Regions from separate parts of the Homo sapiens genome. Here region 2 is linked to region 1. Evidence: read pairs that join two places in POLR2A ChIA-PET (ENCODE). Cell type or tissue: MCF 10A. All regions are shown on one strand.

Region 1 (5,000 bases):
AAATAAGGTTTAGAGAGATTGAATAATTTACACAAATTAGTTTCTCCAAATAGATAATTATAGAGCTACAATCTGAATGAAGGTCCACCTGACTCCAAAGACAATAATCCTAAGCACTAGGGCATACTTGCCTCTTTCTGCACCCCAATTATGTCATAACGTATATTAGAGAACATTCCTGATGTCCTGGAATTTGCAGATTTCCCAGTTGTGATCTCTACCTTCAACTGAATCATGCATAGAAAGTTGAACAGGATAGAATAGGGCCCACCAAGAGTTGTTCTCCACTATTCTGACTCTCCACTCTCTTCAGGAAAAGGTTGGCAAACTAGGATCTGCTGGCCAAATCAAGCCCATTGCCTGTTATTGTAAATAAAGATTTATTGGAACACAGGTGTATTCACTCATTTATATATTGCCTGTGGTTGCTTTCACTCTACAACATCAGAGTTAGCAGTTGAAGCAGATACTGTATAGTTCATAAAATCTACGATATTTACTATCTAGTCCTTTAGAGAAAAAGTTTGCCTACCTCCACCACTAGAACAACTCTGATGTCAAATACATTTTAACAGGTTTCATTTATGGAGTTTTGCTCTTGTATGCAATATATACACTTCTTAGGAATATGAGCATAAGTACTTGGGACTGGAAATGGCATATTATACATGGGTATATACGAGTTCTAGTCCCTCTGCCTCATTTTAGCAAGGGGGTGATGGAAGAGAAAAGAAGATCACAGGCAGACCTGGTTTCAAATTCCAGGACATGGCTGTCAAGTGGTGGTGATGACACCTGGATTACAGTGCTTTGAATGTGAGAGACAAAGTTTATAGAGCTCTGGCACAATACTTGACACACAGAAGCATAGGAGATGTTTTCAGATGGAAGAAACTGAGGCTATGTTAGATCTTGACGCTTGCCAGAACAAGAATTTAGGTTTAGGTTTCCTAAGTCCTAAGTACCTTTTTTCCTCCATGATGCCACATTTAACCTTATTTAACAAGCATATGGACTACAGAGATGGATAGAAATTGGCATTGTTCATAGCATCATTTAGCCCATTACTGACAAGGGACATTATGGGTCTGGTTACACAATCTGCTCACAGTACGTAAAGCAATCTGCTTTCCAGCACCGGCTTCCAGCACTTGGAACTGGGTTAGAAGACACAGGCCTGTGAGAATCCAGACTCCTGACCTGTAGACCCCTGCTGCTCTCTCTCCACCCAGGGCACTCGAGCAACCACTGCCCAAATGCTCACCTTGGGAAGATTCACCTGATAACCCAGGCAATAGGTTACCCAGGCCCTTCACTGCTCCTGAGACTTGGGGTCAAAGCATCATTTTAACTCTACAAAGGCAGAATATTGTGGAAAGAAAAGCCACCAAGCCTAATCAAGCAACAAAGGGCATGTGGAAGGAGCATGGTGGCAGAGGCTTTAACATCCTGCATAGGAGTGGAAGTCCTCTGGAAAGAGGGTTGATCAGCCTGCAGACACAAAGCCTGAGAAAGGAAATGATGTAATGCTCACAAATCTGAAAGGTGCTTATGGATACAAAGAAATAGGCTTCGACGTGGCTTCAGAGGCAAAAGAAGCACTGATGAATCAGATTTGTAAAAACAGAAGTTTGTAACAGCTATATCTTATTTAAAAACAGAATATGCTGGCTGAGGAGGTAGTGAGTTCCCCATTTTTGAGTAAGTTGAAGCAGACACCAGTTTCCATCCTGCCAGCTAACATAATAGTGATTCCAACAATGTGGGATTGGACTCGTAAAGCTGTAAAATACATTTGAATTCATGGATTGATGCTTCTCATGCTCCTTAATATATTAATTTTCTTTTTTGGATTTAAGTTGCCTATACATAATTCCAACAATTATCTTTCTAATTAATTAATTGACTTTCAGCACTTCAAGACGTTAAACTTTGATTTAATCTTCTCTATTCTGTATACTGTCCAAACGTGTTCACTGCAAACATCTGATGAGTGACACATTTTGATTTGGTAAGACTTGAATCAAAAATGAAAAAACACATTTTAAAAAATGAAGCTTTTTTCTAATAGCATAGAGCTGTATTTATTCTGATTCTTAATCTTATTGACTGCATTTTTTCCACCAAACTATCAGACCACCCAAATCAATTCCTCTCTTTATTTTGAATTTACTGTTTTTTGAAATATGTATGTGGTTTTGAAATTCCCCTGGGATCTTATGGTATGAGGTGTTGTGTGCGTATGTGTGTGTTTAAGGTGTCTCCTTTATAGCTTGATAATTATGTTTGGAGTAAGTGCAGCATACGGACTTACCCCCATCACACACTCAATGCTTTAAAAGCCCTTGGAGGGCTGGGGATTGTAGGGAAAGCTGCCTTGGTTGGGCAGAAAGCCACATGGCTGCACATTTCTCACAGACCTCCTGTTCCATGTTACTTCCTCTATCTTTCTGTTGCCAAACCACCACAGTTCAGCTAATTCCTCCTCGAGCAGCGTCTCACCCAGTGCTGCAATTATAGTGGAGACAGAAATGGAGTTAGAAATGAAGTAACAAGGAGGCAAAGAGAGGAGGCTACTATGATTCATCCCGAAAGCATCTGGAGTCATTAAAAAATATATACGTTGTCCAGTAATCACTCATTTTATCCACTAACTAAAAAAAAAAGAAAGGAGGAAGAAATGAAAATTAGGTGTTTCGAAAAACCCTGCCTCTCTTGGTCTCTTCCCAAGGAAGCAGCTTGCTTAAGGGGGCATGTATATGTTCCAAGCAGAATGCCAAACCTGTCATCATAAATAATCCCAAGGTATTATTTAGAACAGCCATGAGCCAAGCCAAGGAAGAGACTAGGGATTGTTAACAATGTCTTGTTTTTACACTTTATGATTAATACACATGATCTATTAAGCTTTTCCTAAAATGAAATCCCTTAGACATCAGTACTTTAAAGCATGCTTGAGGCAATATTTGGGCACTTGTCTTATGACTTGGAATTTTCCAGGAGAAAAAAAGGAGGAAAACCATGACATCAGAGCCCAAGAATTTTTGCTCACAACTCAATTTTATGGGAAGTTGCCTATTCTGCTTTCTAGTAGTCACTCAACACTAAATTTCACACAATTCCTTTGAAACCAGCTTCTCCTGACTGCCACATGCCTACTAATGACATCCTTCTTCCCCCTTCAGAATTCCAGTCTTATCCATTTTAACTTTTTTAAAATGCTCTTCCACTTCTGCAATTCCAACCACAACCCCCTACTTCCAGCACCAAATCAAGATCTGCTGTTGTGCCACATCCATGGGGGCCACCACCTCTTCATCTTCACAGCCATTTCCATCGCTCAGCCTTTCATTCCCTCTTACCAATTCTATCGTGGCAGCCTCTTCACTGGCCTCCCTTCACACCCTCCTTACCTTGCCTTCCCCTCTCAGTGTTCCTTGTGTTATCATCACATATACTGTTTCAAGAGTCTTATTGGAGTAGCACTTCTCATTTTTTTTGCATCTAGAAAGCCCTTAACCAACCAATGCTTAAGGTTCACTTCCTTTAAGAAGCTTTCTATGATTCCCCTAGGTGTCTGAACAAGATATCCCTACAATACTTATGAAAATTATTGTATTTGCCTCTCTTCCCCACTGAAGACTTTGAGGTATGAGATTGTCTATTTTCTTTGAATCCTCAACAGTTTACATAGTGATGGACCTATAGAGGGCATGGCAAAATCTGTGTGTGTTTGTGTGTGTGAAATAACAATTGGATGCCCTTCCTCATTTAAAATGGATGCATTTCCCTATTTAAAATACAACAGTAGCTTTATTGCCACCAAGAAAATACAAACATTTTACACTGGCATTCAAAGCCTCTCCTATTTGCCCCAATCTCTAACTTTATCACATCCACAATACCTTCATTATATTCAAGCAAAACCACATCTGCTGATTGTTCTCTGAATTTCTTTCCTGACCATATGGCTTTATTCTTGCTATACCTTCTCCCTGGAATAGCCTTTCCCTCTAACCCTTTCTTCACATCCCAACTTCCCACCTGTTACTATCTTCCAAAGGTCTCGTCTTATACTATTTCCTTTGTGTTGCCCAGATGCAGTCACAACTGTATGAATTCTCTTTATTGTCAATTCGTCTCCACTGGCATATCCTTATTGCACCTTATAATATAGCTGTATATATACTTGACTTATCCTTGCTACTAGAGCATGTAGTAGTTATAGCAGGAACTGTGTTGCTTGGCTCTATATGACTAAAACATCTAAAACAGGGATGTACACATATTCATGCTCATTGCATGGTTATTCTATTAAGATTGTTTGGATCTGTATTGAAATAACACTGTATGTATGCTGTTTGTTGTTTAAGTCAAGTTGTCAAGTAGAAGATTGATTTGAAGTTCAGCTAAAAAGAAAAAGGCCTCAGACTTCACTGCAGGTGATTCTGTTCCCTTCTACTTAGAGCAATCAGAAGACATAAATACATGCAGTGCCTTAACCTCAATAAATATTTGATGAATGCATGGTTTTGTGGATTACAATTGTTAGTCAATAATGACTTCATACACACACACACACACACACACACACACACACACACACACACACTCATTACATTATCAAGAAATGCCCTTGGGAAAACTTAGTGATTCTTGTTTATTATTTATTTTTATAAGAAAAAAAAAGCACAGGTCAAAATTCAATTTAAGGTGGGAATTAACTGTTCATATGCTTTTAAATGTTATCAAAATTAATTGATTATCTTCAAATGTTTTTAAATTGGTAAGAAATACCTATTTCCAAGTTGAGGGACAAGCCTCACCTTTTTCAGTCTAGGGAAAAGAGAGAAGGTAGCAAATCCTGGAGATTATTTTGCAAAAATTTGAATCAGTGGTCAAAGTTTACTGAAAGTACATTAGAAATTCTGTGCTCTGATACCAGAGTCACAGAGAAGTCTCAGTGCTACTATCTGGGCCCTACCCTCGATTACTACTCA
Region 2 (5,000 bases), 430 kb before region 1:
TCAAGATCAAAGCCCAAACTCAATGGCATGGTTCTGAAGACACCTAATGATCTGAGCTTAAACTCATCTCATAATAAAACATAATTCATAATCCTACCTTCATTTCTGAAATAGTCCTTGCATTTTATAACCTTTCTCTTTGCCTACTCTGTCTTTCAATCTGAAACACCTTTCCATATTTGTCTTCTTATTGCTGTGATCTGAATAATTGTGTCCCCACCCTCACCCCACCAAATCTATATGTTGAAACCTAACCCCCAAGGTAATGATAGTAAGAGGTGGGGTTTTGAGGAGGTGATTAAATCATTACTGCCTCTCCTCATGAATGGGATTAGTGCTCTTGTAAAAAAGGCCTCAAAGAGCTGCTGTGTGCCCTTTCCACCATGTGAGGACAAAACAAGAAGGTGCCACCTATGAAAAAGCTGGTGCTCATCAGACGGAATCCACCAGTGCCTTGATCTAAGACTTTCCAGCCTCCAGGACCATGAGAATTTCTATTGTTTGTAAGTTACCCAGTTTATGGTATTTTGTTACAGCACTCCTAGTGGACTAAGACTTATTAATAACCTAGCTAATCTTCACTTCTTACCTCAGAATATTTCAGAAAACTTTCTTATTCCTCTCCAATCAAAAATGTCTTCTTCCATATTTCTGTGACAAACTGACCTCTGTGACTGAATTCTACCTTGTGCAGTAGTTAGTTGTTTACGTGTCTGTTTCCTGTCCTCGTAAGTGAGGACAGGGAAATGCATTATTGTATCTCAGTGTCTACCACGGTGCCTATTGTAGTGTTTGTGCAAGGTATGTGCTCAATAAATGCACATCAATTTTAATTGTTCTGTGTTTTCCTTTTCCAGATTCAGTCCTGAAACTTTCCAGAAGAAAGTTGACTCGAGTCCTGCCTACCATTTAGCTACTACTTTTCTTCAAGTGGCCTCCACACTTCTTCCACTTTTCTCCTTCATGCTTTTGCTCTTCCTCTGTCCATCCACCAAACCAACATGACAGCTTCCTATCACGGAAGTTCCATCAGCCTACCTATCTCCGCCTTATATTCTTTGCTCAAGCCCATACATCAGTGTAAGGATCCAGCTGGTATAAGATCATAAAAAGTGGATAGGCCTAACTGGAGACATTATACCCACATGAAAGAAAACAGGTTATATTTTTTAAATTGTCAGAGTACTGTAGGCTGTCAGTCATTATGGTACTGCTACAACACAAGGCAAGACACTATTCTGACAATTCACTGAATTTCTCCGTTCTCTACCCGTTTGTTTGCATTCTTCCCTCTATCTGGAGTACTTCCAGATTTATCTATTAAACCCCTCTCTTCTTTAAAGCCTGGAGCCAATGTTACTTCCTCCTTGAAATGTCTCCAATCCTCCAGGTAAAATTTCTATTTTTTTCCCCACGTTCCTGTGGCACTTTTTAACAACTCTAGTGGACCACTCATCAGCACTCACCTCACACGGGTACTATGAATGTATTAGCAGCCTTGTCTTACTAATGTTGTCATTGTAAACACAAAAATATACTTGCTAAAGATGAGGTAGAACCTCACCCAGCACAGGACCTTGTACACAGAAACCCTCAAGAGGAATTGTTGAATTAAATGCATACCTCTCCTATACCTACTCTGAGCAGTAGCAACCAGGTTCTTGGCCTAAATTCCACAAGGCTGGTTTCTGAAAAGCAAATTGTAGATGGGAAAATCTATGCTGTAAATGATTAAGTAATGGTTCCTGGCTCAACTGGAAGAACAGTGGCAACATCAAGGTCAAAAGTCTTATCTCTGACAACAGATGACCCCTACCATATTGCCTTAGACATGGGCACTGTAACCAATGTGTCTATATACTATTCCCAACTCTCCAAGAGAACAGAGAGGCATTATAATTGATGAAAACACTCTTGATATTGAACTTATTTATAGTTTTTGGAGAAGAGAGAGGCAGTTTGATGAGTGTGCTGTTAAAACTCTAGGAACTTGGCAGCAGTCAGTGCACAGGAATTCCCCCTGCTCTGCATTTTTTAACACTGCTGTGATTTGTAGACATCACTATTTAATGAAGCACACAGCTGTGTAAGAAGAGCAGGAGGTGGAGTTTGGCAGTGAAAGGCCAGCAGGAAATCTGGCAACCCATGTCATCTGGAATTTCCCTGACTCTGTTGAATCACCCCTCCTTCCATCACCCTCCTCTAGCTCAACCTTCAGGCACTCTCCAAGATGGCCATTTTAAGCACATAAATAACTATGTAGAGAAATTGCAGTATAGGTCATGCACTTTAACGCATCTTTAGCAAGTATATTTTTGTGAGTCCAGGAACTAGAGTTGGACAAATCAGCAAGATAAAATAAGAAATAATCCAAAACTGCAACTAAAGCAGTAATGGAAATATTGAGGGAAGCTAAAAAAAAAATCTATTTGGCTAACATTATAAATTAAGTATTTTAATTAAATTATCCCTGCCCTTTTCTATTTTAATTGCTAACATGTTTCCAAAGCAGGAATCTGAAAGCTGAGAAACTGAGTGGTGACCTGTAAAGCTGAGTTTTGTAGCTGAGTTCAAATCCTAGCTCAGTCACATATTGATTATAAGTTCAGGCAAGTTATTTTGCCTCTTTCAGCTATATTTTTCTCCTCTACAACAGGGAGGTAATAATATCTATCCCCTAGGCCTGTTAGGAGGGTTACCTGACAAACTATACTTACAAGGGACACAGTGAAGGTATGTTTTCTCTTTTCCTTTTCTCTCCCCACGCCTTTCCCTAACATATACACAGACTTCTATGATTTAATAGTATAGTCTAAGTCTAGTGAAACATGGACCATTTTTGAAAACATAACAAATTCAAATAAGTACTTGACATTACACAACCCCCTATTTTTGCTATTACTAAGTAAATGATATGGTTACAGTGTCTTTAAATAACTCAAAGCATTTATTGATAAATATGTTTATTCATTTATAAAATATTCCTAAAAAGTATAAACAAGGTAATGCATGTCCATCTTATGGATGGAGAAAAAGTGAGCAAAGGTTAAGTTGTATGACCCACCTTCAAAGGAAAACTACAATCCTGAGTTATATCATCCCTAACTGTAGCTTATCCATATTACATTGCCTCCCATGTATGCCTCCTAAAGTGTCCTCTTAGGAATTATAAATCAGAGAACAGGACAAATGATCTGAAGAACATTTATTGAGGACAGCATAAATGTAAAAAGCACCTGTAATTCTTTTTTATTATTATTATTTTTTGAGACGGAGTCTTGCTCTGTTGCCCAGGCTGGAGTACAGTGGCACAATTGTAATTCTTTAAAAAAGCAAATAAAAAAAGTTCTCCTCAGTGCATTTTCCATTAAGAATAAATAACATAAAGCTGTCTTAAATAAGACAAATTTAAAATAAAAATGAAGACAAAGTTGTAATAGTATGCTTCGGTTTCAGACTGTGGGCTCCATAGTGGAAAAATAAAAGAAAAAAATCATAAATAGGACAACAGAATGATGAAGGGATTAGACAGAAATATAACCTTGATGTTTGTTAAAGTTCCATGAAGCAAAGCTATAACAAATTTATTAATTCAACTCTTATGGAAAAAAAGGCTATTTAGATTCAGAATAGAAAACCATCATAATAATTTGTTCTAAAAGCAAATTTAAAATCATACCAAAAGGGAAAAGTAGTAATTTATTTCATATTGTATCTTCCTTGTTCTCAAAAAAGCTGAGCAATAATTACATACAAAAATTCATATTTCAGCTGCAGTGTACATTTTCATGATGTACAAGAAAAATAATGTACCATAAGATAATGGATTAAAAGTGAGATGATGAAATAAAACAGCAAACAAGGATGAATCTAACTAACTATATGGGGATAATACTGAGATATACCACAGTAAAATATATTCTAGGTATGTAAGAGGATTGCTTTTGGTGGAAACTGTGAAAAAACAAACTGACACTCTAAAATTTCTTGAACACAACGTAAAGGCTCTTAACTCTCGTGTTCCAGCAATGTCTCTGAGCCGTGAAGCAATGTATGGGTATAAAGAAGTCTAAGAGGAGTAATCCTATTTTAAGTATTATAAAAAATGAAAGTCTTCCTTCGCATATTATTTTTTTTAGCAGTTTAGGCGATGTTCATTATAGATTCTAGTAGAATAGTGGATAGTGACAGAATTAATGAATGAAATCTGTGTCTTTGAGTTCCAGGTGGGTTTAGGGGTTCAAGACCCTGCCCAGTCTACTCTTAAAAGCACCCTTGCACGTGCTTCCCTTTACAACCTGTTCATTCGTGGTCAGCAAACATGCTTCACAGCTCTATTTATGTCAGGTACCACAAGCCACTTTGGCATGCCATCTCTCAGTAAGGACATGTCATTTGAGGTTTTCCTCAGAAATTAGATGCATCCATTCCAGAGAAGAAATTAATCCACCAAATTAAATACTGCTGTATGCCAATCATACAGTTTAGGTTTTGGCACAACTTGTATAAATGACTGAACCAAAAATCAGGCTGTAGCTAACAAACAAACGAGAAAACAAAGATAGATTGTGGTTTCTTTGAAACTGTTGTTCACGAAACAACAGGTTGATTTCCTTAAGTCCGTGTATTTCTCATGACTGCTACTACTGGCAGAGACATTGTTTGCTGAAACTGGTTCCAAGTTCGAAGTTAAAAGATTGTACAAATTGAATTCAATGTTAGTAAACCATTTTTAAGCTTAGGTATTGTCAAGGCTGCTTTAAAAGATGATTTTTCACTCTGCTGATTGAGATCATGAAAACAATTTAGTGGGCTACAGCCAGCTTAAGAAAATAAAGAAGGAACGAAAAAAACATAGATGACTCTGAAATAGAATAAAAGGCAATGGAACGACATGGAATATATCAGATTTCACTGCATGTAATATGAACAAGTATTGTTTTATGAAATTTTAGGATTCACCTTATAGATACTTGCATGTCTTTGTATATGTATGTACG

The links. ChIA-PET counts read pairs that join two places held together with the same protein. Peaks named below come from ENCODE experiments on the same cell type or tissue, not always from the same donor. Only the 100,000 strongest peaks of a DNase experiment are listed, where the experiment ranks them.
Region 2: POLR2A ChIA-PET joins it to region 1 with 7 read pairs; 3 of 35 experiments call an interaction of 5 or more read pairs at or near these places.

The regions. Positions count from the first base shown.
Region 1 is chr3:189,274,548-189,279,547 of GRCh38, reverse strand. The region is part of intron 4 of TPRG1 (tumor protein p63 regulated 1); the gene reads right to left. Among named protein-coding and RNA genes, the nearest start is that of TPRG1-AS2, 36 kb to the right of the region's middle. In MCF 10A, no CTCF peak of the experiment used is centred here; a DNase peak (open chromatin) is centred at 2,517.
Region 2 is chr3:189,707,912-189,712,911 of GRCh38, reverse strand. All of the region lies in intron 1 of TP63 (tumor protein p63), which reads right to left. Among named protein-coding and RNA genes, the nearest start is that of TP63, 79 kb to the right of the region's middle. In MCF 10A, no CTCF peak of the experiment used is centred here; a DNase peak (open chromatin) is centred at 2,121.